3 separate regions of the Mus musculus genome follow, and regions 1 and 3 are each linked to region 2. Evidence: chromatin loops called from intact Hi-C (ENCODE). Cell type or tissue: heart. All regions are shown on one strand. Each heading gives the region's core, and the rest is flanking DNA. Links, peaks and the distances in the headings are about the cores only. Region 1 holds the start of Hykk (hydroxylysine kinase 1). Region 2 has its middle 39 kb from the start of Ube2q2. Region 3 holds the start of Wdr61 (WD repeat domain 61).

Region 1 (10,324 bases), core at 1,546-9,545, 190 kb after region 2:
GCAGACTCTCACCTGTGCAGACTAAATTCCTAAGTTCCGCGGAGTCCCGGAACCAAGATGGCGACCGCTGCTGCTGAGGCTGAGGCCGCCTCCCGAGCCAGGCGGACACCTGTCCTCTGGTCCAGACGGTGGCCGGCTGTCTGCAGCCCGCAAACGGTGCTGCCTCAGCGGCTCTGTGCTTCCGCCTGTCACAGAAGCTGTCCGGTTCTCTGGCACACCCTCTCACCTGTTCAGACTAATTTCCTAAGTTGGCTTCCTCCTTTTCTTTCTGACCCATGCAATACTAACTTTAGAATCAGCTTGGCGTTACTTTTTAAAAATTGAAAGTCTCCCAATGTGTTCACTGCACAGTGCTAGACATCAAGGGTAAAAGAGGAATAAATACTTTGGGAAGGCAGCATAGTTGGTAGTATGCTTATCTAGCATGTACGAAGCCCAATCCGCAGCACCATATGAACTAGAGGAGGTAGTGAGTGCCTATAATTCAGTACTCAGGAAGTAGAAGCAGGAGGACCAGAAGTTCAAAGTCATCTTTGGCTACCCAGTGAGTTTGAAGCTCCCCCATAGTGTAGGAGACTCTGTCTAAAAGACAATGAATAAACAGAGCATACTGTTTTTGAGAGTCTCATTGCTGCCAGGAGTGGTAGTGCATGCCTTTAATCCCAGCACTTTCAAGGTAGAGGCAGGAAGATATCTGCGAATTCGACATTAGTCTGGTATACATCACCAATTCCAAACCAGCCAGGGCTTTAGTGAGACTCTGTCTCAAAACAAACAAAAACAAAAAAAGATAAACAAACAAAATCCCTTACAAACAAGACCCCAGATCTTACCTCTAGGGCTTTATCCAATTGGGCAGCCAGCCTTCCTATTTCATATAATTGCTGGTGGCTGATGGCAACCTCAGCTATTGGTCTTCCTGGGAGGTAAGTGAGCATTCTTACCAAGTAGCTTTTGACTCCAGATCCACTGTCTAGATGGAAGGGATGATACATCCTGTCAATCATTCTTGAAAAGACAATGAGAGCCGGGCGTGGTGGCGCATGCCTTTAATCCCAGCACTCGGGAGGCAGAGGCAGGCAGATTTCTGAGTTCGAGGTCAGCCTGGTCTACAAAGTGAGCTCCAGGACAGCCAGGGCTATACAGAGAAACCCTGTCTCAAAAAAAAAAAAAAAAAAAAACCAAAAAACCAAAAAACAAAAAGAAAAGACAATGAGAACTTGCAGCCTTGCATACACGTGCTGTGTCCGAGGTCACATGCATAGTAATGACAAACTGGCGTTTTAAATGCTTGATTGCTAGTTTCATGTTCTTTCTATTTCTACTACAAACACAGCAGCCAGTCTAATAAATACAAATACATTCTTGAGGCTGGAGAAGTGAATTTGCCGAGTGCTTGCCTAGCTCGTGCAAGGGCCTGGGTTCAATTCCTAACAACACATATAATCTTTTTGTGTTAAATAAGAATAGAACATGTCCTCCTGGTGTTCACAGGTCCCTTAGTTATTATGTATCAGGACATTTAGAAACATAAAATTTACAGTAGGAATCTTAGAATACCCAAGATACAATTTGCAAAACACAAGAAAATCAAGAAGAAGGAAGACCAAAGCTTGGATACTTCATTCCTCCTTAGAATAGGGAACAAAATACCCATGGAAGGAGTTACAGAGACAAAGATGGGAGCTGAAACGAAAGGATGGACCATCCAAAGACTGCCCCACCCAGGAATCCATCCCATAATCAGCCACCAAATGCAGATACTATTGCATATGCCAGCAAGATTTTGCTGAAAGGACCCTGATATAGCTGTCTCTTGTGAGGCTATGCCAGTGCCTGGCAAATACAGTAGTGGATGCTCATTGTCATCTATTGGCTGGAACACAGGGTCCTCAATGGAGGAGCTAGAGAAAGTACCCAAGGAGCTGTAGGGGTCTGCAACCCTATAGGTGGAACACCAATATGAAGTAACTAGTACCTCCAGAGCTCATGTCTCTAGCTGCATATGTAGCAGAAGATGACCTAGCCGGCCATCATTGGGAAGAGAGGCCCCTTGGTCTTGCAAACTTTATATGCCCCAGTACAGGGGAACGCCAGGGCAGGAAGTGGGAGTGGGTGGGTAGGGGAGCAGGGCGGGGGGAGGGTATAGGGGACTTTCAGGATAGCATTTGAAATGTAAATGAAGAAAATATCTAATAAAAATTTGAAAAAATTTTTACAGTAGATCTCAACTAAAACCATGTTCAAACTATATCTCCACTTTGAGTTATGAACTTGTTTTAGACACTGCGCTTCTACCTGTAGCCAAAATATAGTAATATGAATGTATAGGAAATCTCTTACCAATGGATATGAGAGAGATGGTGTTGTCCCCTTTAGTTCGGCATACGGAGGCTGTTGGGAATCCAGCTGCTCTCAGGAACATGATGACATGGTTCTGCATTTCAATCAGCTCTGGAGTTTGGCTAGACTCCGTATTGCTTATTTTGAGGACATATTCAACTGGGTCATCTGTAGTCTCTTTGCCTCTTGCAATGTGAACACGAAAGTTTTGGTCCTCATAGCTAGGGAGTGGCTGGATCTTGGAAACTTTGAACCCAAATACCGATTCTACCAGTGCAGAGGCTTGTGCCTCAGTAAAAACGGGCTTGGCAGAAGCCTGTGACTGCCAGCCAGCTCCACTTGACATTATGTCTAGGGGAAAAAATAAGAGCCAGGCATATTACAATGACAGTTGTTTGAATGATTATTCTCAGACAGACCATATTTTCCTATATTGAGTCTATGCTTCTTGATTTTTATTTATAAAGTTTAAATGATCAATTAGTGAATAAGGTGAAGAAGCAGATGACCTGGAGCTGGAGAGGTAGATCTGCAGTTAAGAGCACTTGCTGCTCTTGTAGAAGGCCTGAATTTGGTCCCCAGCTTTCACATTGTGTGGCTTACATCGCCTGTAACTCCAGTTCCAGGGGACTCCTCTGTGCCCTTCCCCCAGCCTTGAGCGGGCCAAATAGATCTTAAGTGTTTGCCACAGTTGGACCTCGACCCAGGAGGAGTCTTCTGCCTTGCCCTTGCCGCACCTGCAATTTCCTACAGGAGCAGACTGCCCAGTGAGTTGCTTTGCAACATTCAGCTGAAACAAAGGATGGGGTCTGTGGGCTTTCCCTATATAAATGCATTCTCAAAATTAAACTTTGAGCCTTGAGCAGAAACTTTGTTTTGGCTTCATCCTTCTCTTGCACCCCATTCCTTTCATTTCCATCCCCCCTTGCAGGTAACCCAGTTAATCTATGACCGCTGGACAGCTACACTCTGTGCTACATCTGCAGTTACATGTGCACCATACCCGCACAGAGACATTTAAAAATTAAAATAACCTTTAAAAAATTGATGTTCTGTCAGGGGATAATGGTCCATGCCATTATAATCCCAGCACCTGGAAGGCAGAGGCTGGGAGACTATTTCAAATTCCAGGGCAGCTTGGTCTACCTAGCAAGTTCTAGGCTGGCCAGGCAATATAGAGAGACCTGGTATCAAATAAAACAAACAAAATAGAAGTAGATATGTTAGATGAATAAAAATCCTGGGCCATAAGTTATTTATAAATTTCCCTCACAACTTGAAGGTACAGTTCTATGGACAAACGCGGGTCAGAGAAGCACTTTGTTATATTATCTAATCCAATCTTTTCTCTCGTCTGCCAACTTTACAGAGAAACATAGGTCCAAAGACATTAAGAGATGTGTCCAAAACTAATATTCAGTTCCACTGAGACCTCAGCTCTGAGGGCTTGGAAGATGGCACACTTCGGATGGTGGCCAATGTGTAAGTATGGAAACTGGAGTTTGGAACTATAGCAACCACGGGAATGCCAGGCTTAGCGGCACATGCCTACAATTCCGAGTTGTATTCTTTTATGTTTGTTTTCGGTTTTTGAGTAGCATGGGCTGGACTTAAACGTATTAGATAGCCTTCAATTTCTGATCCTCCTGCCTCTACCTCCCATGTACCACCATGCTTGGCTTATTTGGCGCTAGGGATCAAACTCGGGACCTCGCGCATGTTAGGCAAGGTCTCTACGAAGTAAAACATGTGCCCAACCAAGCTGTTGTATTCTTGACAAACACTTCTCATGTTTACCTTCTGACCACAGTATTTGCTTTCAGAAGCCAATTAAGCCCTTCAGGTGTTGACACTAAACTTATGATCACAAAGACTAAACAGGGCTTCAAAAGAATCTTTGCACCTGAAACTTCTGGAAACTGATACATCCTGTTACACTGCTTTTGGCTCTAAGACTTTACAAGGAATTTTAAACATTCCTTCTGAATATATTTATAGAATAAGGCTAGTGCTCAGGATGTAATGTGAACTGAAACCCTAACTCCAAGATGAAATCCTCTCAGGTCTGAAAGAATTTAAGGGTATTAAAAACAACAGTGAGCTTGATAGGGATTTGACAGGGAGCTGGGTGTGGTAGCTCACATCTGCTATCCTGCCAATCCAGAGACAGGACAATAAGATTGCTGCTAGTTGAAGGTCAGTCCAGACTACCTATTGAGTTCCAAGCTAGCCCCGGCTACTGTGAGAGACTTTGTCTCAAAAAGAAAAAGCTATTAAAATTGAAGACTGTTGAAGGCAATTGGTGAAGGCCAATCTCCAGAAAACATCCCCATGTCCTTAAAGGGGGCTTGTTAATTATCTCTTTGAAGAGTCCTATTTGTTAAAGCAAAGTCCTGTTTACAAAGTACTGTTGGCAGGTCTGGTCACAGGACAACCTGGTACCAAACAGTTACTGAGCTGTGAAAAGTCCTAGCACCAGCTGGGCAGCCAACCTCCGTAACTTTAGCCACACTGCCTCTAAAAGAGTTCAACGAAGAATTTTGAGCCTTTTTGCTGAATATAGAAAGAACTCCACAACCTGAAAAAAAAGGACACACATTGAAACATGCTACTGAAAGCAAATACACATAAAGAAAAAACTTAAAAAATAAAAATAGAACAACAGAGACATCCATTTTCATCAAATGCGCCCCATGTGTGGAGAGAGTGGAGAGCGAATCGAAATCTATATAGATGTTAGTATACTTCTTGTCAACAATATTTAGAGCCGGAAACAAACAAACAAACAAACAAACAAAAACAACCTCAAACAGTAAGGACTTCTAAGCAGGAGGTTTGCACCAGACTCCATAATTTTTCGCTGCATGAGAGGGGAATGGAGAGGGAGTGGATCTTACACTCTGCACTTGGTGAAAAGTACACAAGAATAAAATAATAATAATACATAAACTAGTCTTTCCTCTCACCTTCTCCTAAAGTGTTACAAAGTCTTTGTGACTTCTGCCTTAGCACTTTCTCCACGTCTGTCTTCGACGACCCCTCTGCTGTGAGCTTCCAGGCTTGGGAAGCAGGCAGTGATGTTCCCTGCACTTATTTCGTGAGTTGCCTCCACTCACAGCTCACGGGCTGCAGGAACTCTACACTCCAAGGGCGATTGGAAGCAAGACTCACTTCCAGGGGGTCTTGCTGAGGAGCGAAAGACGCCGATGGGAGGGAGGTGGCCCACAACCCGTTCCCGGCCTGTCTCAGGTCCAGAGGAGCCTTAGGATGGCTTCCACCCCCAAACCATGCAGGCCCGCGGAGGGTGGGACCCTCAAAACTGCGCACTGAAATCTCAGCAGGGCTGGGGCTGGGCAGTGACCTGCCGCGTCAGCACGCAGTGAGTTTGAGGAGCGCAAGGGTTGCAGGAGCCCGCCGCCGCTTCTCGGGGATGTCCCCTCAGAGAGACCCTTGACTCGCTTCAGTCTCTTCCACCTCCTCTCACGCACAGCGACCGGACGTCCTGAGGCCGATTGCTCTCTCCCCTCAGTCAGCTAGTGGTTGCGGTGCAGGAGGTGGGGCCGGACCCGCCGCCGCTGCGAGCCCCGCCTTCCTATTGGCTCCTCCCACATCCCTCCGCCCAGTCAGTACACACTACTGACAGTTCTGGCCCAACCCTCTCCATCCCACCAATAGAGTTCAGAGATCTGGCTTCTGATTGGCTGTCTGGAATCCGACAACCTTGTCAATCTCGGCTCTCTAGTCAAAACTCGTTTCTGATTGGCTCTCAAGTAGCCAATTAGTAGGCCTTGGGGTTTGAGTGGTATCTGTCAATTCTCACCAGGTTGGCTTAGTCCTGGCAGCGACTTGGAGCACAAGTCTGTCAGCAAGCTGCCAGGAGAGATAGCATCTTGCCTTTCTTTCCTCACTCCATCCAGCTCTTTCTAGAAGAGAGTATCCTGAAGGCCATCTTCATAGAGGTTGACTAGAGGTTCATTCTCCCCAGAAAGGAATCCTGGTTCTGAAACTACAAGGATCGGTCCCTCTCTGTGAGGAAATGGGGCTCGCTGTCTTTGTACTAGCATGTCCCAATCTGAAAAGGCTTCATTTATTAAACAGACCTACACTGTCTGTGCTGGCGGGAACTGAAGTCTAAAGGGCATAGACCCTTACTTAACCAGACCGTGCTTACCAACTCCCAGTTCAGGATCTAGGCGGTAGCACCAGTTTTTAAGCGGGGTAACGAAGTACAATAGAGAGAGAGAGAGAAAGAAAGCAGCATCCTCAGGCAGCTTGTAGGGTCTCAAAGCCCATGCCAACAGCGACTCGTTTCCTCCAAGGCCACACCCACTCCAGAAAGGCCACACCTCCAAATAGTGCCACTCCCTGGGTCAAGCATATTCAAACCACCACACTAAGCCACATAGCTGGATGCCTTCCTCCAGCTAAGCAGGACCTTTTTGATAGACCAGAGCACTCCCTGCTGGAAGAGTCCTGTACACCTGTCACTCAGGTTTGCAATTTGCTCTCCTTATGTTATGGTGCTGTATGCATATCTCACTTGTTTTTTCTTGTTCTGGCATACTCATGGGTGCTATCGTTACTCTGATGATGATGATGAATGATTGTTGTTGTTGTTGTTTCCGAGACAGGGTTTCTCTGTATAGCCGTGGCTGTCCTGGAACTCACTTTGTAGACCAGGCTGGACTCGAACTCAGAAATCTGCCTGCCTCTGCCTCCCAAGTGCTGGGATTATTAACTCGGATAGTCTCTCCAATCCCCGTCAACACCTATCGTAATGAGAAATTTCCTTTGCCCCCTTTAGAAATATGTTTATCTGTTTTTCTTTTTCTTTGTGTGGGATGGGGGAAGGTGGGGAGGTTCGAGACAGAATTTCTCTGTGTAGCCCTGGCTGTCCAGGAACTCCATCTGAAGCCCAGGCCAGCCTTGAACACCTGCTTCTGCCTCTGGAGTGCTGGGATTGAAGGCATGCCTCACCATTGCCTAGCACATTTCTTTTCTAATCTTCAAATAGGGACGACCTTTCTGCACTTTCTGATGTTGGCGACTGTGACTTGAGTCTCCTGTAACCATGTTTGCTTTCTGAGGCCTCTCTGCAGTGTCTGAATTCGCTACACCTTCTCTCACTTTCCTACTGCTACTGATCCGTTTTCTTTCTCCTCACGGCCTGGGGAAAAAAAGATGAGAATGAGGATTGAATGCTGAAATTGTGAAAACTGAAGGCACAGGACAACAGACGTCACAATTGCCTTCTTTGGTTTGTACCTGCTTCCATTTCCCTGTACATTCTGCTTGCATGTGTGTGCCCACACATGTATGTGCACACACACTGGTGAAGAGGATTTTCCATCTTTTCCAGTACCTGATCTGTGCTTTTCCCCTTGAGACAGGGCCTCTCATTTGGAGTTAATTTTTTCAGTTGGGTTGGCAGTGAGAAAGCTCCAGTGATCCTTCTGTCCCTGACTCAGCACTGGGGTGGCAGAAATGTACACAGAAATTAATTTGGCTGTTTTTTTCATGGGTTCTTTGGATCTGAACTCAGGTCTTTATGTCTGGGCAGCAAGTACTCTTACCCACTGAGCCATTTCCTCAGACATCCCTGGACACTTTTTGGAACTATATTGCACAGTATAGTGATGGGTGTGTAATGCTAGCACTTAAGAGGTTGAAGCAGAGCAGGGCAGTGGTGGCGCATAACTTTAATCCCAGCACTCGGGTTGAAGCAGAGCAGGGCAGTGGTGGCGCATAACTTTAATCCCAGCACTCGGGAGGCAGAGGCAGAGGCAGAGGCAGAGGCAGAGGCAGAGGCAGAGGCAGAGGCAGAGGCAGAGGCAGAGGCAGAGGCAGAGGCAGAGGCAGAGAGGCAGAGAGGCAGAGGCAGGCAGATTTTTGAGTTTGAGGCCAGCCTGGTCTACAGAGTGAGTTCCAGGACAGCCAGGGATACTCAGAGAAACCCTGTCTCAAAAAAACCAAAAAAAAAAAAAAAAAAAAAAGAGGTTGAAGCAGGATTCTGAGTACATAAGGAAACCCTATCACAAAGGAGAGAAAACAAAAGGCTTTCTGCAACTTGCTATTTTTACTTTAAGTAGACATGTTCCCACTTATCTTCCTACATAAACTTTATACAGGTTAAGTTTTAGGTCTAGACTGTCTGATGTAGACCAGGCTGGACTCATCATCCTATCACCACCTTCAAGTGCTGAGATATGTGTACAACACCTTGCCCAGCTTGTGTACTTCAAATTCTTTAGGATGAACTGTTCTTTGAAGGTTCCTAACGTGTGGTGCCAAACCATTTTTCCCTCTCAACGTTGGATATATATATATATATAAAATGTGAAACAAAAACAATTTGCAGAGATTAAATACACGATCCTGTATTGAGTAGAGCTCAGTGTCAGAGCTCAGTATATACTAACTCCTTGTTCAACCTCAACATAAAATGTGTTCTAGAAAATGTGATCTTGTAGTTTTAAAAAACTATTAAAAATATTTTTGTGTAAGCATGTGTGCATGGGGAGGAACACATGCCACATCATACCTATGTGGTCAGAGACAGCTTTGTGGAGTGAGTTCTTTCCCTGGCCTTTACAGGGCTCTGGAGATAGAAGTTCTATGGCCAGGCTTGTCAAGCAAGCACCCTTTACCCACTGAGCCATCTCACTGGCCCAATCTTAGTTTTGTATTTCCTGTATTGATGTTCAAAGCTTAGTGGCAATACAATGGATAGAATCCAGCTGCTGTATGAGCAGACAATGATAACTGTAAATATCTGCTTTTTAAGTAGTGACCTACATTTCAAGTACTGATGCTGCTGATGGGACATGTTCTGTGAAATGTATCCTTTGGCAATCTCATTGTGCAAATGTCAATGCAAGGAACCAGATATATGTGATGTTACTGACTGAAATGTTTTGTGGGCTGACCATATCATGAACCTCATCTAGCAGTTGTAAGACTAATCCCAACAACTTTCATTACAATAGTTAAGACTAGCCGTAACTTAAAATTAGGAAGCAAAACTGGTACCAAATGATAAATGTACCAAGGCAGCTGTTGGTATGAAGTCTGGACATCTAATCTATCAGGGTGTACCTATGTTACTATTTGCTTTTGTGATATTTTCCTAGAATCTGTGACCTTTTTAGCCTTTGGATGCCAAGTTTTAACAAACTTTAATCACTTAAGTTGCTATTAGTAGTAGAAAAGGGGCTTTTTTTCTTAATAGTAGAAAAGGTGGGGTTTTTTTTGCAACACAGGGATTTGAATATAAGGCCTTGAGCCTGCTCGACATGTAACCTATCAACACCTAACCCTTGGACTATCCTTTCCAATCCTAGGAGCTGGCCATATTTACAAAACTTACTTTAGGAGAGCAAGCGAGCTGTGGTCCTAGCTCCAGGTTGTACATGAATTGAAAAAGCAATCAATGAAATTGCAGCGGAGGAGTGAATCACACCATTAGCAGGACCTATAGTGTGCAGGTTCCAGAACTATCCTGCACCACTATCCTACACCAAGGTCATCTCCTCCTGTAATACACAATTCTTATCACTGAGCTCTCCAATTCTGTCCTAAATGTTAACAATGACCATAACAAAAAGCATAGGGTATGAAGGTGATAACCCATTTCTAGTAGGTCCAATTTATATAGCAAATATGTATTTAAACATGTCACACAAAGAACAGACAGATTAGGGAGAAAGAGAATCAGTGAGTATAAGCTACAAACAGAAGATTTCAGTTTGGGGGAAAAAAATTGAGACAAGGTGTTTACCATAGTAGGCTTGGCTTTAGTTCAGACTGGCTTTCAACTCAGCCAATCCTGCCTCAGCCTCAGCCTCCTAAGCACAGAAATTATAGGTATGCAACACTAAGCCTGGTGAAATCCAGGTTTAAACATTCAAGCTTCGGCATCAGAACGGATCACTGGGTAGGATACTCTGTCACTTTAATGTTAACTTGCCTGACTTGTGTTTGT
Region 2 (10,324 bases), core at 871-8,870:
GTCTCTCGATGGCCAGGGGCTCACCAATTAGGCAAGTGGATTGGCTGGGAGCCCTAGGGCCAATCATGTGCCATGCCAGCAGGCTTCCTATGTGAGTTCTGGGAAGGGGGAGGGTCTAATTCAGGTCCCTGTGCTTGGGCAGCATACACTTTGCTGACTGGACTATCTTGCCCTCTTCTTAGGGGTTTTATCTCCGGCTGTAATGTAAATACTCCAGACTCATGTTTGCTTCTGGACTTGCTATTCTTGTCCTGTCATCTTTTCCGACTTCTGACTCTGTCCCTGTTCCACCAAGGACTCCAGATTCTCTGGAACAGTTTGCATACTTTTGGAAATCTCTGCTCACATTCTTGCCCCCTGCACCACCCAGCAAATTCCTTCAGGCTAGGGTCCTGCCTCATTTCTCTTTGTGCTGAGAGAGCCCAGGGTAATGTAGCAGAGGCTAAGCATAGCAGTCAGCAGTATAGGAATGGAGCAAGCCCAGACATGAAGGTTGACAGCCTGAGCACCGTACGGGATGCCCCACTCAATTAGAATGGTGGATGAGCACCAAGTCATTTGGTGAATACTTGGGACACACATGAGCCTCAAGGCCAGCCAGGGGTCTCCACTAAAATGCTCAACCTCCTCAGCAACCCCGACCCACTTGCCCCAGATTCAAGATGACAAGTAATGGGTTTATGTTTCCTCTTTCACATGCCCAGTACTACTGTTAACATGGCTCAGCTGGAGATGCCAGCAACTGAGAGTGAGGGTGTGGAGTGTGGCCTTTCCATGCCTGCAGAGGCAGTGTTGCAGGCCCTGGAAGGGTGACTCACAGCCCTGGGAGAGGGAAGCAGGGCAGATATTCTGCAGTCCTACATCTGAGTCTGCACTCTCTTTAGCTTTTCTCTCTCCTAGATAGGGAAAATGGGGCTTAGCTCTCAGCTTATGACACCCACAGCTCCACTAGGGACACTAGGCAGGGAGAAGTGGCCCAACTGCTTGAAGTCACATTTGCACAGGCGATACAAGTCGGCACAGCCGATGCACTTGCTGCAAATGGCTCCTAGTTTACACCTCCCATACCCCCAAGCTGTAGAGCTTCTATAGTAAATGGAATACAAACAGGTACTTGTCTCGTGGGAAAGCTAACCTCGGGTTTAAGTATATGTAAGAAAAAAATCTAAGGAGGTGTGACAGCAGATATGAGGCATTCCCAACAAACAGCCAGGCTGGAGTCAAGGCTCCTCTCCCAAGACCATCCTCGGTGTCCTCTTATTGAAGGCCTCTAGAAAGGTGTTCATGCTGTGTCTAAAGCAATCCTGCCCAGGATTGTAGCTTTATCTGAGTCTATGTCCTAACTAAGATTGTCAGAGGCCTGAGACTTGGTGAAACTGTCTAGGCCTCTTTATCCTAAACTGTTCAAACTAAAAACAAAATCAAATCAAATATGGGGTCAGCAGGATGTCTCCATGGACAAAGGTATCCTCTGCCAAGCCGGACGACCTCAGCTCAATCCTCAGGACCTATGTGGTATGTTGCAAGATATTTGATCACACTGTGAACCCCAAGATTGTGTTACTTACTGAAAAAACCTTGTTTTGGCATGGCTCCCTAGCATGCACCTTTACTCCAGAGCTAAATGAAGTCAACTCTAGGTCAAGAGGCAGATCAAGCAACCAGCTGACAGGGAGTGAATGTAAATAAACAGAGGGTCTTTGAGATGAAGGGGATTTAAGAGAGTGTGGAGAAGAAGAGAGAGCCTTTTCCTTCTGGGACATCGGTAGAGTAGGAGGGCAAGCTATGTGCTTTCTCTGCCTCTCTGAGCTAGCAGGCTTTCTCCACAGAGTCTGCCTTCATTTGGTAAAACCGAATGGCTGGGGTTTGTGTTTTTATAAAACAATAGTGGCAGAGGAGAGAACTGGCCCCTCCTGTACATCGTACTCTGACCTCCACACACACTGTCCTGTGACCTCCACACTCTGACCTCTGACCTCCATACACACTGTCCTGTGACCTCCACACATACTGCTCTCTGACCTCCACACTCTGACCTCTGACCTCCACACTCACCTCCTCACACAAAACAAGTAAGTTAAAAACGTGACCAAAAGAGAGCTTTTCTAGCATATAGAAGACCCTGGGTTCAACCTGTGACTGCTACCCCCAATCCCCATTCCCAGTATAGCAAAAAGAAGATTTTCGGCTCAAATAGTCTCAAATGATGAATGATCTTTTTGCTGTGATATTTAACTCAGTTTGCCAGCATTTTTATTGAAAATGTTTGCATCCATGTCTGTCAAGAAGATCAGCTTATAATTTTCTTTTCTATGTGGTACTGAAACAGAGTTATTATCAACTCAAAAAAAAAAAGTGACCAAAAAGGCTACAGGAGTTAAGCTGAACTTCAACAAAGTGATACAAAGACCTACAGGGCAGCTAAGAGTAAAATTGTTTATTTCTAGATTTTCCCTCAATGCATTTGTGCACTTGCACACAGACCAAGGTGCCATGCATTGGCTAGTACCATTCATGTGCAGCTTGCTCGGGCTGCTGGTCTGCATGGTGGTGTGTGATAATGGAAGCTCTAACTAGCTTCAGCTGTCCACAGCTCAATTTCCATGCAGTCAGGACGGGACCATCAGCTCCTTCTGGGCATGATTTGTGTGCATGTGTGTGCGTGCATGTGGCATACATGTGCAGTCTGGGCATGATTTTTGTGTGTGCACACGCATGTGGTGAACATGTACATATGTAAGAGCCTGCAAGTATGTGTATGGAGGCCAGAGGATGCCACTGTGTGTCCTGCTCTACCGTGTCCTGTATTTTTCCCTGATACTCCAGTGTGCCTCCTATCTCTGAACATGCTAGTACCAGGTTACAATGCTTGGCTTTTCTCTCTGTGGTTGCTGGGATCTGAACTCAAGGTCTCAGGTTCATATGAGTGCTTTTACCCTCTGAGGCATAGCCCCAGCTCAACTTCTAGGTATTATTTGAATTAAACTTCCTGTTTGTGTTGGGTGAGGGGAAACAATCCTCAGATGAGTCTTGTGGCACTCAGAAGGATCGTCTTTGACTAGAGGCTGGTACAGTTCCACCAGGGAGAGCACCCTCCATTAGAAGCAGGAAGCTGGTCAGTTTCAGCCTGTCCTTTAGGAAGGGGCCTTAGTTTGATCAGTTTTCATGAAGGAAAGCAGCTGGCACAACGACTTGTCTACTGAGAGAATTAGCAAGGGACATTGGGCACAGCCTTTCCCACTTGTGCCCCTCCAGGTGCCCAAGCTTGAGAGTAGGTGTTTTGGGGCATGGCCTGAGAAGGGTGTGCATGTCAGGGCTGCTCAGGCTGGGCTGCTGCCCTCAGGAACTCTGGGGAAGCTCGCAGTGAATCCCATTTGGCTCTGAGCCTCTGGAAATACACCTCTAGCTTCTGAGTATATAACTGAAAATGTCTGGCTTGAAGACCCAGAGTCTAGGAAAAGAGCAATTGATCAAATCTACTCAAAATACCACTAAAGCTCCCTGTGATGGGGAAGTTCTTGATGGCAGAGCCACACCCATGGAGGTGACTGGTGTGGGTCTCTACTGCTCCAAGCCGGCAGCACGGGAATATACAGTGTCTCCCTAAGACAAACCTTTTCCTGTTACCTCCAGGCCCCGGTCCCAGTCCCTCCCAGAGCTCTGTCTTGTGAATTAGTACAGGCAAAACATATCTGTCTTAGCTGGGCAGTGGTAGTGCACGCCTTTAATCCCAGCACTCGGGAGGCAGAGGCAGGCGGATCTCCGAGTTCAAGCAGACTTCTGAGTTCGAGGCTAGCCTGGTCAACAGAGTGAGATCCAGGACAGCCAGGGCTACACAGAGAAACCCTGTCTCAAAACAAAACAAAACAAAACAAATCTATCTTAAGGGGGGGCCCTACATGGGCATTTAGACTGAAATTCACACCATTGCCAGGGAATTAGAAAGACAAGTGAGATTTCAAGAGCAAAGACATTCTTGTCACCTTCTCCCCTCCCATCCTCTCCTGGTAACCTAACTTGGGAGAAATGGGAATTTGAGATGATTCTCACTAAGGTGTAAATGACTCCTGCAATGTAACAGTTATTATCAAGGCATAAATCTAAGAGCCGCTTGGGAGACAGGTTTCCAGGCCGGGTAAATGTTAGTAAGGATATAAAAACCTTGCAAACCAGTCATTTTGTAAACAACATTTCCAGACACGGCCAGCCAGTAGTCTGCTGTCTGCACCACCCAAGAACCTTGAGGCCCCTGAGATCTGTTCTGACAAATTTTATCAAAAATTATCATAGTCTGGGGTCATTTAGTGACTATAGGAGATTTTCTAAATTAATAATTCCACGTCAAAGAAAAGACCTTGTCTTTATTCACAACTCAGCCTCACATGGGCCAATAATAGATTTGTATGGGGCTTTTGTTTTTGTAATTTTGAAATACTGCTCAAATCAGAGTAGTTTCACAAAAACTCCCCGTTCGAGCTGGTGAGATGGCTCAGTGGGTAAGAGCACCCGACTGCTCTTCCGAAGGTCTGAAGTTCAAATCCCAGCAACCACATGGTGGCTCACAACCACCCGTAATGAGATCTGATGCCCTCTTCTGGTGTATCTGAAGACAGCTACAGTGTACTTACATATAATAAATAAATAAATCTAAAAAAAAAAAAAAAAAAAAAAAAAAAAACTCCCCGTTCAGATTCCAGAGAGAGAGAGAGAGGTTAGTAGGCCACTCTGCTCTCCTCAGCTTGCTGGCTTTCCTCCCCTTCTAAGATCTTTGTTAAGGATGGGGAAACAAATTGGAGGCAGCTAGCTGCTTGGACCTGCTTCATGGGCATCAAAATCCTGTGCACTTAAAGACTTCTTTTGCCTTCTGGAAAATTACATAAAACATGACATAAAACATGAATACAAGTGCGTAAAAAGAGCTTGGTTTTCTTGTCTTCAGCTGGGTCCACCTCATTGAAGATTCCAGCTCACTCCAAAACCTGAGCTTGGCCCACGCTCAAGGGTTAGTCAAAACCATGGCTTGTGGCAAGACAGGCGATTCCCCGACATGTCCTGCAGGTGGCACTAGAACAACGTGGAAGCTGGACTCTCCAGTTCAGTCCTTTCAGGGAAGGACAGTGAAGGGAGGTGGAGGGAGCAGGGCGGGGCCAGTGAGGCGGGGCGGGGGCGGGGCCTAGCCAGGCCGGGGTGGGTGTTCACCTCTTGGCTAGGCAGAGGCCTGCTTGTGGACTGTAAGTCTACACTCATTTACAAACCTGGGTCCTTTGACCAGTTTCATCTGTGGAAGACGTGATTAGCAACCAACTCTGCATACTTCAGTGAGTGGAAATGGGCACTATTAAGAATTCCAGGACGACAGGTGTAAACATATTTTCACCTGTAACTGGAATATATGCTCACTGACCCTTCGGTCACCTTTTGTTTCTCTTTTACAAACATCCAATGTTCTGTTCCAAACATCACTGTCTTCGAAGGTGATCTGGCAATGACATCACTCCTGCAGCACCTTCTAGGGTCTAACCATCTGCCCAAGGGCTGCTTTTAGCTTCTAGTTAGAACACCACCCCTCAGTTATGATTGCTAGTGAGTTAGGAAATAGACGTCGGGCTAGAATGTTGACCTTATCTCAATTTCTGCCTCTTCTGACCCTCCTTACTAAATTTATTTCTGTAATTTTGTTCCGAGTGCCCTCATCATCTCTGAATTTAAGCATACTGGTCCACTGAATTGCAAATACACAAGTCCCATTAGAGATGATTCTTAAAGTCCCAAGAGTGTCCCATCACTCTATTCAACCCCGAATTAGCATGCCATTTATCCCTTGTTTCTGAACCCTCTTCAGTTAATAGCCCACAAACATCCATCCGCAGCAGAAAGGGCTCAAACTTTCCTCATTTCCACTTTTAGATGTTTCATTGCTATTCAAACAAGGGATTTGCGTGAAGGAGTCTTTGGTTGGGCGTCCTGCCCTAATACTTGTCTTTATAGCTGGATTGTGTGTGCTATATAATGGTCTCTCTGGCGGTCATTCATTGCTACAAATGGCCCTGAGTTTCTGTCCTAACATAAATCTAAGTTAGAAATGTGGGTTTATCCCAATAACACAGGTATAAGAGGCTTCAAAATTACTACAACCCTTCTCATCTGAGAAGGACCCTAAGGGTCTCTATCACGTGACAAACAAAAAAAATGGGCTGTAAACATACGAAATCTAAGGAAAGGCCAAGTTGGGAAACAAGACTTTGTTGCTGTTGTTGTTGCTGTTGTTTGGTGTGTTTGTTGTTTGAGACAGGATAGCGCTAAATAGTTCAAGAATGACCTTAATTTGTAGCTCAGGTTAGCCTCAAAATTAAAGACCTTCCTTCTTTGGTCTCTGGTGGGCTAGGACCACAGGAATGTCCACTATACCTAGCTCCATCGTCTTTCCTTTTCAGTAAAATATCTCCTCTATCATTTCAGTGTTTGTATTGTCTGAATTCGTATTAAAACTTAATCTGCGTGTGATGAAATTAGGAGACAAATCCTTAAGCTCCTAAAGGCTTCAGGTCCTCAACTTTGGAAGATGCTCACATCACTGACGGTAGGAGAGAGATTCAGTGTAGTTGGGGTCAGGGGTCTGGCTCAGGTCCTTGGCAGAAGTTAGAAAGAACCTGTCCTGGAAGGATGCCAAACATGCCACAAGCACTCGAGGGCTCCTGTCCTTGGTCTGATCCCTTACTGATTTTAAGGTTTTTACAGACACCATCAGCCCTGGAGGCCACAGAGAACAGACCCTGCCTTGCACTTTCCCGCAAACTCTAGGAAGGGAAGTCCCTTTTCGGGAACCCCCTTCATAATTACCAAGTGAAAGTGTAGCAGTATCCAGACCTAGCTGAGGGCCAATAAGGAAAAGAATAGTCTCCATTCTGCCCCTGTCCCTGCGTGGTGACCAGCCATTCTAAGTTACACAAATATTACGTACTACTGTCTCCTCCTTTTCAGAGTTAATTCACCTGGCCCTGTCAATAACGTAGCCCCCTAAAAATGAAAGCTGATTCACCCAAAGACACATTAAGGACTCCGGAGGACTAATTACACCCTTCTCCCCAAAGAGCTCATGGGCTCCCCCTCCCTAGGATACTGGATCCGACGGTTTCCACTTGTCTCTGAAGGCAGCAGGCACACAGGGAGTCCTACCTGGCATGCTCACCTGCAGGGCGTCCTCATGTATCACCGTGGTGTCTGCTCACTGTTCTCACCTCTCAGGAAATGATAATTTCCCTTTTCCTTCGTTGTTTTCCTTTGGGTACTGGCCAAAACCCTAAGTAAACTTCCCACACACCAGGAAGCTCCCCGCCCTCCCGCCAAGCAGCTGCTTTCCCAGCCCTCACCCTCACCAGCCTGCTGGCCTCTGCTGCCAAACCTGGTTGTTCTCTTTGGCCATGACTTACAAGGCTCCACCAGTTCCTCACCTCCATCCCCTCCTCCAGGCAGCAGGCAGGGGTTTCAGCTTGCCTATGCTGATGTTTTCTCTCAAATTCTAATAAAATATCCTCCAGCTTCTGATTTCCATTCTTCCTTCTTTTTTTTTTTCAGATTTATTTTATTTATTTTGCTTGTGAGTGCTCTATCTGCATGTACACCTGCATGCCAGAAGAGAGCATTAGATCCTATTTGAGATGGTTGTGAGCCACTATGTGGTTGCTGGGAATCGAACTCAGGACCTCTAGAAGTGCAGACAGTGCTCTTAACCGCTGAGCCATCTCTCTAGCCCCTGATTTCATTTCTAAGTTCTCTTATTAAATTGTATAAGAATCTCAAAGGGGAAACCCCTCTTTCAGTAACAAAATTATGAGGTGGGATGCTCATGAGTGAGCTAAACCACACTGGATGTGGAGGGGTTGGAATGTTGTGGGTCCAGAGGCTAATTACTTTTCTGTGGACTAGCTTTAGACCCCTGAACCCACTTCCTCACCCACTTCCATGTCAGAGCTAACATGCTGTCACTAATAGATAAAAAAAAAAAAAAAAAAAAAAAAAAAAAAAAAAAAAACTTTTGGAATCTATAAGCTTAAAAGACCACTAACTCCTGAGAACTCAAAAGCTAAAAGTGCTGTGAGGTAGCATCTGAGGCCTACAGACCAGACTTCCCTCATCTTGCTGTTACCACCTCTCTGTTGTACCCACCGACTCATTTTAAACTTGTCTTAATTTCTAACTTTCTCTGATCTATATGGAACCACTTCTGCACGGAACGTGGGCCCCCAGGGTGACTTTGCTCCATGTTTCTCAGGCCATGGTCACTCAACTTCAGCTCCAGAATAAACTATCCCTATGCCCTTTGAGGTGAGAGCTGTATTTTTGGCACCAACAAGCCCAAGAACCCAAACTACCCAAATCTTAGGCAAGATCCCTCCTCCTGCCTCCATGGTTCTTCCTTGTTTGGGAGCTGGAAATTTAAGAAACGCATGTGCATTGCAACATCAGCTTGGGGATGTCTATCATCTAAGGAATGTATTATTTACTTACTTATTGTGTGTGCACACATACGTGTGTGTGTGTTCATGTGAAGGTAAGTGTGGCAGTCAGAGGACAGAGGTAAGAATCAGTTCTTTTCTTCCACTGTGTAGGTCCTAGGGATCAAAGTCAGGCTTGCCCTTACCTGCCAAGGCATCTCACTGGGCAGAGGCTTACACCAGAAATGTTGAAATAACCATAACAAATGCTTGTGTGGCACTTGTTATGGTTCCTGGTGTTTTATACTCATGCTTGTTCTGTAACCCTCTCAACAGCTCTGCGATACCACTATCAGCATCACCAGTCCCCAAATAGGGAAATCAAGGCACAGAGAGGATAACTTGCCTGCGGTAATAAAGCCAGGATTTGAATGCACTGTGGTCTGATTTAAGAACCTGTGCCCTTCACCACCACACTGTATTGTATTGGGGATATTTTGAGCATTTTCTTCTATTAGCCTGGGAGCATTTTGTGCATAATTCAGATCTTATAGATTTGCTTCAAAGAAGGCAACTAAATCAGAATGGAGGATCTAATGTGTGGCATTCATGAATAAATTATAGGGCTCTTTGGTTTTAAATAAAAATGATTTGCTTATCCCGTGGCTGCAATCAGACAGGACTATAATGCGCCAAGCTGCATTTCACTGTTCTCTACGAGGAGTAGCTGGGCTCAGCCACGGGAATAACTCACAGTGAACCCTCATCACACTCCCCTTGCCCCTTGGTGGAGCAATGGGAGAGTTTGTGGGTTCCTAGTTTGTTGAGAAAGAGAAGATGCTACTTGAGTACAGAGGGCTTAAGAAAGATGTTTCTTAAGTGGGGTCATCTGAGCTTTGGCCATTAGCATGGTATCTTAGTTAGGGTTTTACTGCTGTGAACAGACACCATGACCAAGGCAACTCTTACAAGAGAACATTTAATTGGGGCTGGTTTACTGGCTCAGAGGTTCAATCCAGTATCAAGGCAAGAGCATGGCAGCATCCAGGCAGCCATGGTGCAGGAGGAGCTGAGAGTTCTACATCTTCATCTGAAGACTGCAAGCAGAATACTGGCTTCCAGGCAGCTAGGACAACGGTTTTAAAGCCCACACCCACAGTGGCACCCCTACTCCAAAAAGGCCACACCTACTCAAACAGGGCCATACCTTATAATAGTGCTAGTCCCTGCGCAGAGCATATACAAACCACCACACATGGGATCAATGATTTTTTTGGTGTTGACATATAGGGGAAAAAGGAAGTGAGCCTCTGTTATTTTTGTGTGTGTGCATGTCTGTGTGTGTGTCTGTGTGTGCATACGTGAGAGTGCATGGGCACCTGTGTGCATGTGTTGAACACTCTAGTTTTCTCCTTCCACCACATGGGTCCTGGGGCTTGAACTCAGGTCATCCAGCTTAGCAGCAAGTATCTTTACTTGCTGAGACCTCTCATCAGCCCTGGGAAATTTCTTTATCTGAGGGCCAACAACCTGAGACCAGATTAGGCTCCTGAAGGTCTGTCTTCCTTCTCATCCTTAGCCAGCAGGTGACTTAGGGAGGGGACAAAAACAATCAGCCAATCCACAGTTTACTCCTGCTTCTCTGACCATGAGGTTGACTTTGTGGCTGAGACTCTGCTGAAGGGGAACAGGGCGGGGCTTACACCAAGACCACCAAATCTCACGCTTCTCTTGAGCGGCCATTTGGGTAACATCCAGATTTAGGCTGGTTCAGAACACACAACACGGGATCCATGGTCAGTGTGTGTGCAGCAGTGTGTGTGCAGCAGAGCGTGTGCAGCAGAGTGTGTGCAGCAGTGTGTGTGCAGAAGTGTGTGTGCAGCTGTGTG
Region 3 (10,324 bases), core at 889-8,888, 370 kb after region 2:
TTCAAAAGATGTCCTGTGCTGTAGAGTAATACAGCGTGACTGTTCTGGTTTGGTTTGTGTTACTGTGGTAAGACTGGTCAAAAAGTGACTTGGGGAGGAAAGGGTTAATTTGGCTCTTCCCACCCCCCCCCCCCAAGTCATAGTCAGTCACTCAGGGAAGGCAGGAATTAAGCAGAAACAGAGGAGGATGTTTTGGTATTTGAGGTTTCATTGTGTGTAATCCTGGCTGTCCTGGATCTCTGTAGACCAAGCTGGCCTCGAACTCAAAGATCTGCCTCCCAAGTACTAGGATTAAAGGCCTGCTCCATCACTGCCCAACTCAGCCAACTTATTTGTAGCCAGTGGGCGGGGCCTTCCCTCACCCATAACCATCATCAATTAAGACAATTTCTCATGCATGTGGCCACAGGCTATGTGAGTTGACAAAACATAAAGTCAGGCAGTGGCGGCGCGTGACTTTAACTTCAGCACTCAGGAGGCAGAGGCAGGTGGCTCTTCTCTGTGAGTCTGAGGCCAAGCCTGGTCTACAGAGCAAGGTCCACGACAGCCAAGGCTACACAGAGAAATCCTATCTTGAAAAACAAACACACACACACAAACAAATAAAATTAGTAAGGATTAATAAATTAAAACAAACCAGGATAGTAACACCAGAGGAAGGTACATTCCCAGGTACAGCCCAGGAGAACCAGGTGAAAATCAGAAGGCTCTCAGAGCCAAGAGAAAGAACTTGCTAGAGAGACTAGGACCCACAGAGGGCTCAGGCAGGGCCCGAGACAGTCTGCTGCCTTTCAAAGCCAAGGAGCGCTCACAGGGCTCAGAAGTGAAGTGAAGTGACAATGGTGCTTACAAGAGACTGGCTGCTGTGCCTCACAGCCTCCTGGGCTGGCCGGGGAGGGGGCTGGGGGGTGTGTGTCCCTGAATAGCAAGATCTCCCAGGATTCCCTTCAGTCCTGCAGCATCCCAGAAGCAGTGGCGGCCGGCCTGAGGGGGTTTTCAGCTCACTTACCTCCTCTGAGTTAGGGTGCGGTTGGGGGAAGTTTGTAGTGCGACTCTTTTAAAGCCACCTTTGGTGTCTTAAATCCCCTTTGTCTTTCAGAAGTGCATTTGATATGGCATCGTGGAACTTTCCCAGGCTGGCAGCCCTTCTTGGCAACGACCTCTGTATAAGTAGCAGCAGGAAGGAGGGCTCAGGGAGATGGATCCTCTTCCACACCTAGCTCTCCTCAGAAAACACTTCTTCCCAGCAGGCTCCTGAGTGGATGCAGCAGGGTCATGCACTCTGGGTTCACTAAGAGGTGTGCAGGAGCCATATTTATTTTTATTTGGTGTGCACTGGTGATGTGATTTCATGTATGTGTGTCTGTGTGAGGGTGTCAGATACCCCCCCCCGGGGGGGGGGGAACTGGAGTTACAGACACTTGAAAGCTGCCATGTGGGTACTGGGAATTGAACCTGAGCCCTCTTGGAAGAGCAGCTACTGTTCTTAACCACGGAGCCATCTCTCCAGCTGGTAACAGGTTTTAAAGTGGTTATTATTGTTGCTGTCCTCCGCCCACCCCAAGAGTTATTCAGCATCTGCCAGCCTACCACAGGAATTCTTGCTTCTCTCTCATCACCCAGGTAGATCCCGCTCTACTTCCTTCTTCAGACTTAACTATCAAGGTCTTCTTCCTCTTCCCTGGCAGTTGGGCACAGGCTCACAGCTCCAATTTGGGGCTGCCAAGCTCATCATGCCATCCCCCTTGTCCACCCTCTTCCCTCAGACTGTTGTGCAACTTGGCATTGCTGCTTCCTGTGTATGTAAATAAATGCTGTGAGCCAGGTTACAGCAGAAATGTATAAGCTGTGGGGACTCCCACCAACACCAGGCCTGGTCCCTCTAGCTGCACTTTGGCTTCCGGCAAGGATGAGTCCAATCCTGATTGTATTTTTTTTTTGTTTGTTGACATTTTGTGTGTGTGTGTGTGTGGGGGGGTGTATTTTGTCTGTTTGCACACTGCATGCATGCATGGTGCCTCCAGAGGTCAGAAGAGGGTATCCTCTAGACCTGGAGTTACAGATGGTTGTGAGCATCTATGTGAGTGCTGAGAAGCAAACCCTGCCCTTTGGGAGAATAGTCAGCGCTCTTAAGCACTGAATCACCTCTGCAGCTCCTGCTGCACAATTTTGAAGGGGGTCAGTGCAGGCTGTGGAGGAAGGGCATGGGTCCTAAGCTCCTGTTTTGTCTTTGTGGGCTATGACCACTTCATGCAGAGGAGCAGAAAGCCAGGCTGCATAGAGACTTGGAGACTTGGGTATAGTCTTCCCTCGTTTGTGGCTTTACCTCCTTCTATTGTGCTCTGGTTTTCCTACACTTGTTCTTTTCTATAGAGTAATGAAATATAATTCATAAGCCTTTGATACAGGGGGAATGAGGTAAATGAAACTTTTCTGATCAGATGGATGGCTTTTTGTTTCAGATGGCCTGGAGTCCTGGTGAGGTAGAGAGTCACTGTGAACTCCTTGGGGACAAGGAAATCTAATTCCTTTGAATATCCGCAGCCAGCCTTTGTTTAGGCCTAGTTAGTAAGCAGTGGTAAGGCATCTGTGGACAGTAGGCAATCATGGGCCACTCTGACTAGCAGCTGATGAATCTAAAGAACTCGGGGCTTCTAGCTGCCTCTTTCCAGGCTTTGTGGAGATCCCTGCACATTCCAGAGCTAAGCAAAAATCCTCGGTGGCACCCGGTTCTCGTCCTCACTTGGTCCAGAGAAACAGCTCTCACGTATTGGGTCTGTATCCTATGCCTTTCAGAGGGCCCTGCAGTACACGGATGACTCTAGGTCTTGGACAATGCCTGAGCTCTGTGGCTCAGGTGGTGTTTATACTCCAGTCTGGGAATTTCACAGCAGAAGCCCCTGGGAGCTAAGCTATGGAGTAATGATCTTCATTTGAACGTAAGGGAACTGAAGCCTGAGAGGTTCTTGCTTATGGTCCACAGAAGGCTCTCATTGTCTCTCAAATGGAAGGAGCCAAAAAGTCAGCTCCCTGCCTCTCCACCAGCACTCCCTGGCTGTGCACAGGCAGTTACTGCCACCCTCTGGCCAATGTGACAAAACTCCTGCCTGTGTTCCCTAGACTAGATCTTGCAGTCCAGGGATCCTGGCTGCAGAGAAGAAAGCCAGTCCTACGAGGTTCCCTTGAGAAAGAATCAATGTGTTCTTACGGGCTTGGATTTGTATCCAGACCCCTGCCCTTAGCCCCAGAACAGACCTGTTCTCATCATTGTCTGCTTCCTTCCTATTTGTGATCTCTGACCCCCCCCCCCCCAACGCTGCAATGAGAAATAAAATGTTCATGAAGACAAGAGATGGTAAATTCTCTTGTTATGACCCTAGGGATCAGCTGTAGCGTTCCCCATGTATCTGTAATCCTAGTGGTCTGGGCAGTTAGAGGGCAAGCCCAGAGGAGAGAGAGTCCTAGGAGGGCAGCTGAGACCTCCCCTCCACTACATACATCTCTCCTCTCTTACCAACAGAGTGTGAATATGCCTGACCTTACCCCTCTCACATCTAAAGTCACCATGTTTCATCAGTGACAACAGTAATACCAGCCCATCTCCAGGGACTACCTGTCCACTCTAGACCTTGTGTAGAAAAATCCTCTTGGGCCAGCAAGATGGTTATGCAAGCAAAGATGCCTGGCATCTCTGAACTCAATCTCCAGGACCCACATAGTGGAAGGAGAGACCTAGCTTTTACAAGTTGTCCTATGTATCTCTTCTCGACTAGTAAGAGTGATAAGATTTCAGGTCATCTCAAGAACCTGATACAATGCCTGTTCTTCCCCGTCCTCATTGAAGAGCTGGGGCCGCCCCCAATCAGTCTTATGCCCTCCTCCTTTAACTGTTATATCTTTCAAATTAAAGCTTTTGTCCGAGAGTTTATGCTTTAGACTTGGTTTTTATTTCTACAACCACGGAGACAAAGTTCTCTTACAGGTGCTATCCTCAGCTATAAAAGAAACAATGGCGGGGGCTGGTGAAATGGCTCAGTGGGTAAGAGCACCCGACTGCTCTTTCAAAGGTCTGAAGTTCAAATCCCAGCAACCACATGGTGGCTCACAACCATCTGTAACATGATCTGAGGCCCTCTTCTGAAGTGTCTGAAGACAGCTACAGTGTACTTACATATAATAAATAAATAAATCTAAAAAAAAGAAAAAAAAGAAAAAAGAAACAATGGCCTGTATTTTATATGTTCTTTGTGCCAGACACTAGTCTGAGCCTCTCACATACACAGCAACCTTCTTTTAGTTTTGATGGTAAGGGTTGGTCTTTGGTTTTGAGAACAAGATCTTGTATAGCCCAGGCTGTCCTTGAACTTGCTATGTAGACAAGGATGACTCTGGCCTCCTAATGTTCCTGCCTCCACCCCTAGGGTGCCAGGCACTACCAGCATGCAGGACTACCATGCTGTGGATATTTTTAAAAATTCTTATATCAGCCCCAGTGAGAAATTTCTATTACAATCCCTATTTTAGAGATGTCACCATAAGGAAATAAAACTTAACTATCTTAGAATAAACACAGGCATTTTGGCTTAGAGCTTAAGTCCTTATGTGCCCCATATGGAAACAGAAGGGGCCCAAGTTCCATCCCTAGGGGTGTGGAGGAGTAAAGGAGGGGCTGCCTAGAGGGATATATCCACAGAAGGCAAGAGGCATTATGGGAAATGCTTCAGCCTACAGACTATGGTGTGTGTTTGTATGTGTTAATGTTTGTATGTGTGTGCACATGTGTGTGTAGGTGTATGTGTGTGTAGGGGTATGTAGGTGTGTGTGTGAGAGAGAGAGAGAGAAGAGAAGAGAAGAGAAGAGAAGAGAAGAGAAGAGAAGAGAAGAGAAGAGAAGAGAAGGTCAGCTATGGGGCAAAGGAACAAACATTAGAAAAGTGGGCTGGAGTCCCTGTTCTGAGGCTTTACAACAAAGGGTTTTAAAGAGGACCACAGTCAGAGGACCTCGAGCGCCCTCTGCAGGACATATGTAACACACCTCCCCTCGCCCCCACTCTAGTTTCCCTCTTTCACTTGCTGAGTAGAAGATAGTGCTCTGCTATTGGACTGCTGATTTAGGTCTTCTCTGGGAAGTCACTTACATATATCCAACTTTTTGACGGAGTAGTGGCAATCCTTTCTGCTGGGCACATGGCGACCTCCCTGTCCTTGTAGGTGTAGACTGAGGCTGTAACTCCGTGGTGAGCCTGTAAGAGGGAGTCAGGTGTGGCAGACATGAGCCTGAAATGCTTCTACACACACGTGACTCTGGGCTGCGTGGTGACACTGCTGTTCTGTGTCACTCTGCTTGCTTCGTCCTGTCTCTGGGTTTGCTCTGTCCAAGCTCGTTGGAAAAGCAGTAAGCCATTTTTTAGGAAGAACCAGAATCCTGGGGCCATGGCCTTCCAAAGAAGGACTGGGTATACTTTCAGAGCCTTTCAGGACAGGGCACACAGCTCTGTCACACCCGCTGTCTTCAGTTTTGCTTGATTTTATTGTGAAATCTTTTCATTGTCTTTTGACCTGCAAGATCACAACTCTTCCTACAGATGTCTCAGTGATGCACAGTTACTCTGTCTCCCAGATTTGCTCTATAACACACATAGAGGAGATCTAGGAACTTTGATAGAAAAATAATTATATTTTTATTTCTCTTAACTTCTAGCAGAAAGGTGATGTTTTTCTTGATCACATATGTGCACAATAAACCAGGAGGCATTAACAGTAATTGACTTGGTCACTAAATCAAACCACAGTATTGTTCCTATTTTATTACAACCACTGAAGATAATTCAAAGCATTGTGTATGTGTATTGATACTTTGAAATCACAGACGGTATTAGATCTGTTGAGCTCAGGTAGGTGTGTTATTATTTTGCATATTTATGGCTATTTTGATGGAATTATTTCCCTTTAATCCTATGTGGATATTGATCCATTTATAAATATTATTCTGAGGCAGGACTCATAGTCTTGATTGCATGTCAAAGACATTCATTGTACATAAGAGGCCTGTTATTCTTGCTTCACAGTAGACCATGCTAATGACCTCATGTGCTTGGTGCTCTGACAGTAGAGAGGTGAAAGGTAGGGGTTTAATATAGTCTTTGAACAAGCATATCTGGAGTTCACATCATAATTATTCAGTCACTGAAGAGCACACGAATAATTCAATGTCCAAATTCTACTGGAATTCTCTCAGTTCTCTGTTTGGCATCTTGAAACAGCACTCTGAGGTATTTTTCGGCTTTGAGTTTGAACGACAGAGTTATAGCCAGGCCTGGTAGTGCAGGCCTGTCACTCTAGAGATACTGGAGACTGAAGCAATAGAAGCAGGAATCCAAGGACTGCCTATGCTACAGAGTTACAGAGTAAGTTATAGGCCAGCCTAGGCAATTTATTGAGAACTTGTTTCTAAATAAATAAATAGATGGCTGGGATGTAGGCCAGCAGGAGCATGCTTGCCTAGCATAGGCAACATCCTGGGTTTGAATTTATGCGCTATTAAAAAAAAATATATAGGGAATGGCTCAGCAGATAAAAGTGGCCGCCTTCAAGCCTGATGACTTGGGTTCCATTCCTGGGCTCCACGTGACAGAGACAACTAAGACACTCAAGTTGTCTTCTGACCTCCATTTCTACACCATGACATGTGTGCACACTCCCATACGTGCACACAACTTTTAACAATATTAAAATGTGGCACTTTAAAAATTACAGAGCTAGGTTGTTTTAGAAAACCTTTATTGTAATGATTTTCGAGCTTTTTGCTGTGGGAGATGGGGGGCGAGGCTGGGCTGGAAAGGAGAAGGAAAGAAAAAGAGGACGAAGAAAAAGCGGGGAAAAAAAAAAAAAGAAAGAAAAAAAAACAGAAGAAAAAACGAACCCGGGAAGTCATCAGAGAAGCTTTCTGAAGCCTGTTAGCAGCAGGCTGCCCTAGGTACTCCCCGCCCACTCTCCCTGGCTCCACCCTCACCCCAACCCCGCACGCCAAGGCAGCAGGGGGGCGCTCTGCCGGTCCCGCCCGCATCCCAGGAGAGGCCCCGCCCCTTCGTTAGCTCATCCACGAGCGCCACGGTCGTGCTCCACTGACGTCAGGCGTGCTGTGCGGCTGGCTGTACGGTGGTGAGTTGGTGTGCTGGGCAGAGTTGGGGAATGGTGGTCTTTGGTGCTGTTGCCTACTAGGGCGAGAGGGCGACTGAACCGGGAGAGTTGGAGGCCACCACAGCAGGTTTGTTCACGGAGGCTCCAGGAGTCCAAGGGTGGCTTTCGTGACTCTATTTAACTTGGCTAGTCCGCGAGGCACGAGTCCCAAGGGCAGACAGAAGGCCCATAGGTGGACTAATTTTGCTCCCAGATAATGTTTTGTGCATCCCGGAAATGAGGGTTGGCTTCTTTGCGGGGTGGGGAGGGGAGTAGTTTCCCCTTAGATAGAGGACTCTGGGGAGGGGAGTAGTTTCCCCTTAGATAGAGGACTCTCTTAATACCAGTCCTATAGTAGTTAGCCACGCTGTTAGGTAGCAAGCTTCACGTCATTGAACACTAAGCAGAGAGTGAGTTCCTTTTATTTCAAGTACCATGTGGTATGGTGCGTTACAGACGTGCCTGAGAAACTTTCATAGACGCATGGGTTAGTCTCTGGGAAGCCTGAAGAAGGACCTTTAAATCCAGCCCCGATAACTGGAAATTTTCCTAAAGAGAGAGATGGCATAGAGGCCTCTTGGGATTCTCTTGGTTCTGAAATTACCTGTCATGAGACATGTCTTAGTAGTAGGAACTGTGTATTTACCTACGCTTCCGTCAGCTGCTCTAAGCCTCTCTCTTCTAGCCAGAAGAACGGAGCTAGTAAGAGTGCCTACTAAACGGCGTTAAGGAAGGTTCAGTGAGCTAATCTGTATAATAGTTAAAATAGGATCTGATGCAGTACGTCCTCAAAGGTTCAGCCTGATGGAACTGCACACCCTATTTTGAGGGTAGCTTTTTAAAAGTTGACTCCCTATAAACCTTCTTACTTGTAAAATTGTCGTTTTTCTCTATTGCCAAGTGTGAGGTTCGTATGGGCAGAGAGGAGGCAGTATCACTAAGAGGGCTGGTCTTCATGCAGTTTGTGTCTCAACTTGTTTGAGCCAAATTGTCAGGAGAGCTTTCTAGTCTGGGCAAGGTCCTGTTCTTGAGTCACAAATCAGTAACAGTCACAAGTCAGCACACCTGATTAAGATCTCTTAGGCCAGGACTATTTAGAAATCATGTGTCTGTCTGAGTTTCTGTTCTTGGTAAACATTTGTTAGTCTTTGGTTTGCATATTTGAAGCAGGTAGCATGAGCCCAGATGTCTGAGCTGTATGTACGGCCTGTTAAGTGAGGATGGAACTGAGGGGCTGTGAACATGGATTAGAAGACAATTCACACTCTTATATTTGTTAATTTCTAGTTGAAATTTAGCATATTCTCCCATTATGTTATATTCTCACATAACAAGTATTAAATATGACTTTGTTAACGGCTTTAGCGATCACAGGTGTTTTCATATCAGAATGTTGTGATGGGATTGTTGTTTGTTTTGAGACAGGGTCTTGCCAGAAAGCCAGGCTTAGTACCTCCAAACAATTAGGATTACGGAACTGCTGGCAGGATGTTGTTTATGTCCTGAGGTTGCGGCATCTTTTAGACTTGCTGATTCTTATAGAATGTGATGATAAGGAGCCATGTGTGTTTTGCTCTCATAAGTTTGGTTTTCATGTTTTGACAAGATTGTTTTCCACATAGAGCCTATGCCTAGATTCTGTTTGTGAATTTTCATACTCGATTATATTTATTTATAATTTTAGAAGATGTGCAGGGTGTTGAATCTTTTGAGTCACGTGATGCCCAGTTCTGAGTTCGCTTCTGCCTTGTTTCTGCTCTCACTCTATGAGAAAGTGTCTTTTCTCTGGGGTTTAGTGCCATGCCTTCTCATTTTTGTGTTTTGGTTGCTTGTTTGGTTTTGGTAGTGAGCCCGTGGTGAAGGTAACCCTCTGGCATGGTGCCGGAGTGATAGCCCATGTTCTTGCCCAGTGCAAGAAAGCTGTAATGAGTCTTAGAGAGAAAAATAAGTATTTTAGATAAGCCCTGTTTAGGTTGAGTTCAGTATTAGTGAATTACTAATGTATGGTCAAACAGAGTCATATGCAAACAAAACAAAGCAAAACCATAGCATGTGATTACATATTGAGCACTTGACAAAAATGTGTCCCAGAGGCTTTCAGTGGCCTACCTCTGAGTCTCCAGAGGAATGGTCTGATACTGCCCACTAGTGGTAACTTTATAGAACATAGTTACCACAGAGAGTGAGCACATACTAGGTTTTCTTTCTAATGCTGTGTATTTTATGTATTTGAAAACAACCAGAGAGAAGGTTTAAGTTTTGCAAGTCTGTTAGCTAAGTGGTGTGCAAAACATACCAAGGCCTTGGGCACGTAAAGGCACTTACTGTCACGCCTAACACCTACCTGGGGAAGAACTGAGTTCCACAAATTGTCCCTTGACAATTTGTGCAGGTGAATACACGAATGCACACATATCCATAAACTCAATGTATGGGCGTATGTGTGTGTGGATGTTTAATAAATCTAAGGTTAATAAAATTTAAAAAGCTTAATATAATTAAGAACTTTAATGAAATTAAATCAGTTCATAAAATATGTTGAGCCTGTTCATAAAATATGTTAGTCTTTGAAAACTGTCACCAGTTTGTTACCTTGCAGCCTTATTTACATATCTGTAGGTCTCGAAAGGCAGTTTTTGATTGAGACCCCTGTGTGTGTTCTTGCATGTAAGAATGTTACTGTCTTGGACTCCCTTGTTTGCTTTCTAAGATGAAGAAAATTTAAAATGAAGATGGCCTGTAATTCTGTCTCTTAGAAGGAGAAGGGAACACATACTGGTCACCCTCTTCAGATTTGGGGAAATAATCCATGGATGGAGGCAGTGTGTATTTCTTGACCCCCTGGGAGAAAGATCACACACCACCACATGATAGGACTGTGATGGGGCCTGCAGGGACTGATCCATAGAGAGGTATCAGAATCTTATAACGGTGTCACCATGGTGCAGAGGAACCTGTGCAGCCTCCTTGTGCTGAACACATCATCTTACTGACGGAAACCCTGGTGTTGTTTCCACAGAACTGTCTGGCCTTTAGCGCTTCATCCTTGGTTAAGGAAATGACCAACCAGGTAAGGTCTGCAGTGAGAGGGAAAGCTTCAGTTAGTTACTGGCAAATTCAGACTTAATAGATTGCCTGAGTGTGTG

Evidence for each region. Peaks named below come from ENCODE experiments on the same cell type or tissue, not always from the same donor. Only the 100,000 strongest peaks of a DNase experiment are listed, where the experiment ranks them.
Region 1: it touches region 2 in a loop (3-fold over the local background); 2 of 42 quality-filtered maps call a loop at or near these places.
Region 3: it touches region 2 in a loop (10-fold over the local background); 21 of 42 quality-filtered maps call a loop at or near these places.

What each region holds. Positions count from the first base shown.
Region 1 is chr9:54,912,844-54,923,167 of GRCm38, reverse strand. Hykk (hydroxylysine kinase 1) reads right to left here and starts at 5,878. Exons shown (of 5, transcript NM_177351.4): 1 at 5,310-5,878; 2 at 2,344-2,694; 3 at 834-973. The coding sequence starts at 2,689. In heart, for the core only: no CTCF peak of the experiment used is centred there; DNase peaks (open chromatin) are centred at 5,957 and 6,567; H3K4me3 peaks cover 1,705 bases; H3K27ac peaks cover 750 bases.
Region 2 is chr9:55,105,425-55,115,748 of GRCm38, reverse strand. No RefSeq gene overlaps it. Among named protein-coding and RNA genes, the nearest start is that of Ube2q2, 39 kb to the left of the region's middle. In heart, for the core only: a CTCF peak has its summit at 5,047 (motif pointing right); a DNase peak (open chromatin) is centred at 5,088.
Region 3 is chr9:54,731,311-54,741,634 of GRCm38, reverse strand. It overlaps Wdr61 (WD repeat domain 61), which reads left to right and starts at 7,086. Exons shown (of 11, transcript NM_023191.3): 1 at 7,086-7,160; 2 at 10,198-10,248. The coding sequence starts at 10,237. In heart, for the core only: CTCF peaks have their summits at 3,083 (motif pointing left), 5,025 (motif pointing left) and 7,049; a DNase peak (open chromatin) is centred at 7,134; H3K4me3 peaks cover 2,381 bases; H3K27ac peaks cover 2,435 bases; H3K27me3 peaks cover 398 bases.